Regions from separate parts of the Mus musculus genome. Here region 1 is linked to region 2. The links are chromatin loops, found by intact Hi-C in ENCODE. Cell type or tissue: heart. All regions are shown on one strand. Links, peaks and the distances in the headings refer to the core of each region. The heading gives the core; the rest is flanking DNA. Region 1 has its middle 2.5 kb from the start of Gm12532. Region 2 has its middle 2.7 kb from the start of Il2.

Region 1 (2,913 bases), core at 206-2,705, 52 kb before region 2:
TTGGGGTCAGGGTTTAAAACGCTGCTGAGCTCTCTGCACCCAACACACAGAGGGCATCCTCCTCCTCCTCCTCCTCCTGACTTCCTCAGTGAGACGGCTGATCTCCCTCCTCCCTCATCAGCACAGCCTCACTCACTGACGCTGGAACCTCACAAGGAGAAATTTGATTTATGTTTTTTTAAAAACCTACATTGTTACCTGGAAGAGGAATTTCTTTAGATTAAATCATTTTCCTGACAGAAGGAAGAACAGAAATATCGCATTTTCTCCATGGAGCCGGGAACTGAAGCTTCCCACTGGGAAGGCCTCCATGAAGACACAGCTGGACCACTCCCGGGACCATCCTGCTTCAGCCCTTACATCTGATCTTAGAGATCTTGGAGACAAATTCAGTGAAGTCTCTGAGTGCGCTGGACCTTGATTTCTCTAGCCCTCCAATGACAGGCTATGCCAAGCAAGCAAGCAAGCAAGCAAGCAAGCAAGCAAGCAAGCAAGCAAGCAAGCAAGCAAAAAAAAAAACCCCGGGTCCAGAACTGTTAGGTCTCAAACCCTGACAAAAGGCTGAGGTGCTTATTAACATATCAAAGCTGATTGGCTACCAGGTTCTCCCAGCACTACAGGGTCCTCCTGGCTGGCATGATCCTCCCCCTACCTTCTCAGCCCAGGGAGGAGGCTAGCAACCCTTCCCCAGCTGCTCTTCCCTATGTAACTCAGCCATTTGGGCTATGCTGGTCTCTTGACTGGGCCGCCTCTCTTGGTCAGCTGCTGCTCCTCTCTTCCTCTCCCTCCCCACCTCTCCTCTCATGGTCCACTTTAGTCTGCCATGTTCCGCCCAGACCCTTGCCCCTGCCTGCTTTCCCCCTCATACCTACAATAAAATCTCTATACTTTAGGAGTCACATCCTCCTTTTGTTTCATTTCTTCATTCAAAAATAACGCATGATTGTGATATTTTTCCTTCTCCCAGATCTCTGTTTTTTTCAAACTTTTGAGCATCACATCTTGAATTTTACCAGAAAGTAAAACAAATATTTTATATGTGAACTATATGGGTGGTGATAGTGGAACAGAAGTATCTTACAGTTTAAAAAGTTTTCGCTAGAGTGGGTTTTCCCGAAGTACTCTTAACAGTTTATAATCTTACAATTACACTGGTCTCTGTCCACTCTTACTTTAAGGTAAAGAAGCTCAGGAAATCACCTCCAGAAAAAGACCAGGAAGAAAATTACCGATATAAATAAACCTTCCTCCAGTGCACGCAATCATGAAGGATCTCAAACCCTGCCACCCTCCACACATAGGCACACAGTGGGTACACATAGGCACGCAGTGGGTACACATAGGCACATAGTGGGTACGGGCACTTCTGGTTTTCTTCACAGGCATCAGGCGTCCTGGGAATCTTACAGTGCTGCATCACTATATTAGTATATCACCGTGACAGTCGCATCAAGGAGGAAGTAATCTCTCAGCTTTGGAAGGTTTTGATCCGGCATGGCAGCACAGAGATGGCAGAGCAGTTCAGCTCATGGGTGCAGGAGCATAAGATGAAGGTGGCAAGAACCAGGGGCGAGATCTAGCCTTCAAAGTCCCACCCCTTCTGAGTTACTCCTACCAGCGAGGCTGCTCCTCCTGAAGGTTCAGCAGCCTCTCAAAATAGCGCCCCCTAGCTGGGAAACAAATCACCTTGCTTTTGCTTTCCCTTGCGAGAAAGGGTTTAGCTACATAGCCCAGGATGGCCTTGCTGTCCTCTGACTCAGCCTCCTAGCTACTAGGATAAGAGATGTGCACCTCCAGAGGATTTCAATTCCTGGTCATAATTCCTCACAATTAGGCATGAGCAGCTATGCAAAGTTGACCTTCACATTTCTGCTGTGATCTGTCACACCTTCTTATGGTGTCTGCAGCCCAGAGGTCCATGGGTAGGAGTGTTACTGTGGCTTATTGTGGCTTGGTAACACCAAGGTCTCTAGTAGGGTGTTTCTCTGTGGCTCCCCTAAACTGAGAGTTCTCGGGTCACCGAGGCTCCACTGGTGAGCTCTATGACAGAGGAGACTCTCCGTCTTGGCCATGTTACCTAAGACACAGATCCTCTGACCCAGGCTTGTTCCGGTAGGAGGAGTCAGAGGGACAGCTACGGTCTGTCACTCCATTCTCTTCTGCTTCTTTCTGCTGTGCTCAGATCACAGAACATTCTGTCCTCCGCTCTCCTAATTTCTCTTGCATTGCGGGGGCTTCAGGAAGCAGCTCCAGAGGTCAGCAGGAGAGGATCCCAGTGTGTCATCGCAGGGTTTGAGGTTACAGTCAGTTAACCAGATTTCCGAGAATAGGTCAAACATCAAGACACTGGTTTGTTTCTTGATCTCTGACTCTTGTTCTAAAACCAAGAATTCTGTGTTGCTTTCTAAGAGGCATCTCAAGCAAGCTGGGGAGACGTGATCGATCCTTTTCAACTGTATCTTTATCAAGACTCGATTTTCACAAGTCCATGCAATACTACCAAAGGGACTTGTTACAAACAAGATTGTCTCTCTCTCTCTCTCTCTCTCTCTCTCTCTCTCTCTCTCTCTCTGTGTGTGTGTGTGTGTGTGTGTGATGACGAATCACAGTATTTATCCCAGTGTGGCTTTGAACTTACAATCCTCCTGGCTCAGCTTGTTTAGTGCTGTGTTTTTATGTGCACATCGCTGTACCCAGCACCTTCAATCCACCACCAGGCCTCTGACTTGGGAATGGCACCTCTAGCTGGCTGTTACTGAGCCTTCTCTCAACATGATCCCAGACTAAAAGCATTCTGTAGTAAGGAACTGAGCAACATATCTCCGAAAAAAAAATACCACTCCATTGGAAAAAAAATAGCTCCCCCTTCTCTAACAACAACGAAATGCCAATAGCCTCGGGAGCACCCCCGAC
Region 2 (2,913 bases), core at 214-2,713:
AGAGTTTCTTTGTGTAAGAGAACCCTGGCTGTCCTGGTACTCTTAGACCAGACTGGTCTCCAACTCACAAGGATCTGGCTGCCTCAGTCCTCTAAATGCTGGGATTCACCACCACACCCAGCTTTTATCTGTATTTCATAACACATAGAGAAAGTGGCTGGATATGTGAAAATGTTTCATTAACCATTTGTAGTGAAGTGAGATGAAAAGATGAGATATGCAGATGTGAAAGTGTTTTATAAATCTGCTGAGTTTTGCAAGTCTATCATCGCTGTCAGATGATTATACTCAGCCACAAGAAACAGTATGTGACCTAACATACAGGTCTCTATTGGGAATCCTCAGGGCTTGAAAGGACAGTCACACAGATACAGGTACAGAAAAGCTGGTGTGGGTGGGTTGTAGTTGCTCTGATGGGGGGGAAGTGCCTACTGTGCAAACCCCAAAACTGCATAATGGGGCAGGTTAGCTCTCTCAGACAGAGGTCTCTGTAGGAATGTCCTGAGGCATCAAGGAGGAGGCGGCGGCTGTGGTTGCTAGTTATCGTGCACACTGGTCTGTCATTTGAAAACCCTTGTACTTGGAGCAGAGGAAGGCTTTTGGCAATTCTTTGAGCCTGGCAGAGGGAAGGCTGAGGTACTGGAGTCCTTGATATAGCTCTGCACTAAACTTTCAGTCAGGACTGCATCTGCTTCCACACTAGGCTTTGTAGCCACTAATGGAATGGAGCTATTCCAGGGTCCAAGGACTCCCAAAGCTGCTCAGATGAGGCACTGTCCATGCAGGGAGCCTTGCCTGAATTCCCTAGCCACCGCTGGCAGGCTGGAGTGAGATGGAACAGCTGCAGAGTTGACTTCAGCCTGTCTTAAAGGGACTTCAGCTTCACTGTCCTTCACTTGATAAACAGATGGGACGAGAGAGAGGAGCAGGAAGAAATCTACAACCCCACCACAACTGAGAACAGAATCACAGAGTCACTCAACCTCCCCAAACATCAGGTTTCCCATCCATTAAATGTGATTCAGTGAGATGATGAATTCGAAAACTTTTAAACATTAAAAATACCAAAGAAATAAAAACTGTTTCCATGCTGAAGGTCATAAACTTTAAAACTTGCCTGGTGAGGACCAAGTCGGAGTCAGCTGTCACAAATTTCTGAGTGTTTGTGAGAAACTGAAATAATATACGATAAATAAAATTTAAAAGATGAAGTTGGAGCATCACCCCAAGGAAATTCGGATTTCATGGATGAACAAATGACATGCTCCACTTTCAAAGGACAAGTACAGGGTCTGAACTGAAAGCCAAACAACTAGTAACAAGAGATGAATTCACACTGGCCTCACACCAGACTAAACTGTAGCTTTAATCCCATGAAAGATCAGGCAAAAGAAACTCTTGTGGGAGGTGGAGTTCTCAGTAGTTTGCATGAGTGGACCATGTAAGCAACAGGTGACAGGTTCCCCGGGCAGCATCTCTAGGGTCTGGGCCTGCCTTCACTTCTAGGAGCAGCTGGAACAGCTAATACTGAGCAGTAGAGCTCTGTGGCTTATGACACATGTGGTAGTCAGGCAGCGACTGATTACATCACCTCTCCAGCCAGAAACCCCAGCTGCTGTGTCAAGGATGTTAAAAATGGAAAGTGCACCACAGCTGTTGGTAGCTTTCTCCCCAAGCATCTTAAGAAACTGGGAGGCCAACCTTTGTAATGCTGCCAATTATGCAATGCTCTGTAGGGGTGAACCTTGGCCCCAGGAACTCATTCTACAGGCTTTTAGAAACGCGGCCATGTAAATTTCTCTAATGGAAACAGCTGGAGAAATAGAGATGTTGAGCCCATGAGGACATCAAAGGCCCCACTGTGTGGAAAAGCCCCCACACAGGAAAATGTGTGGGCCTGACTCCTTCCATTCTGGAAGGGGAGGCCTGAGTTGCTTGGGCTGGGATGAGATGCTGAAGATCTGAGAAGAGAGACAAGAGCATTGAGGCTGAGAGTTATTAGGTAGATGCCCCTCACGATGGCATGCTTAATCTGAAGGCACAGAAGGTGATGATGACTAGGAGATTTGTCCCCATCCTGCTTTCCTTCAGACATGCCAACAGGGCCACTATGATACCAGAAGTTGTCAAGCTTACTGCAAGATACATGCAGAGTTTTTTGTTGTTTTCTAGAATACTGTCCAATGATTGGAGAACTATCCCAGAACCATTCTCTGTTCTTTGTGAGAGACTTTAGGCCAACATTCCTTACATTGCTTAGTCTTCCTGCTTTCACTATTCCCCAGCATCAAAATTACACTTAAAGTAACTATCTCAAAACTCTTTACATTGCCCAACATCCAACATTTCTAGGATGTTATCTGTCTCCATCCAAGGATCAGGTCAATAGGAAGACAGATGGTGTGAGAGTAGATTCTGGAGTCAGAACATTCTAGTTTCGAATCTTCACCCTACCCTTTACTGGCAATAAGGCTGAGTAACCTCAATGATTTATCTAATCTACCCACAGTGTGCATGTAGCAGTCAAAGACAACTTGTGGAGTCAGTGAGAACTGACTTCCACCTTTATGTAAGTTCAGGGATCAGAGAGCAAGGTTTGTATAGCAAGCCCCTTAGTCATCTCATCACCCTACATCCTCAGTTTTCAAATCTACAAAATGGGGTAGGTGTGTGGTGAGGCTTATGTTAATCTGTGTATTTGCACATATTTTCTCCCTTTCTATGTACCCCAGGATGTTTTAGATGGTAGATAAATGTCTGCATAAAGACTAGACCAGTACAAGTTATTAGAAATGGGGACACCACAGGCAAGCTCCCTAAGAAAGACCCCGTCTCTACCAGTTGATTTGGAACTATGTTCCTACTCCATCACGCAGCCAGTGTACTACACGGAGGATAAGGAATCCAATGTAT

Evidence for each region. Hi-C counts contacts between places; a loop is a spot of excess contacts. Peaks named below come from ENCODE experiments on the same cell type or tissue, not always from the same donor. Only the 100,000 strongest peaks of a DNase experiment are listed, where the experiment ranks them.
Region 1: it touches region 2 in a loop (1.9-fold over the local background); 3 of 42 quality-filtered maps call a loop at or near these places.

The regions. Positions count from the first base shown.
Region 1 is chr3:37,178,957-37,181,869 of GRCm38, reverse strand. No RefSeq gene overlaps it. Among named protein-coding and RNA genes, the nearest start is that of Gm12532, 2.5 kb to the left of the region's middle. In heart, for the core only: a CTCF peak has its summit at 1,678; no DNase peak of the experiment used is centred there.
Region 2 is chr3:37,127,168-37,130,080 of GRCm38, reverse strand. No RefSeq gene overlaps it. Among named protein-coding and RNA genes, the nearest start is that of Il2, 2.7 kb to the right of the region's middle. In heart, for the core only: no CTCF peak of the experiment used is centred there; DNase peaks (open chromatin) are centred at 800 and 1,620; H3K27me3 peaks cover 300 bases.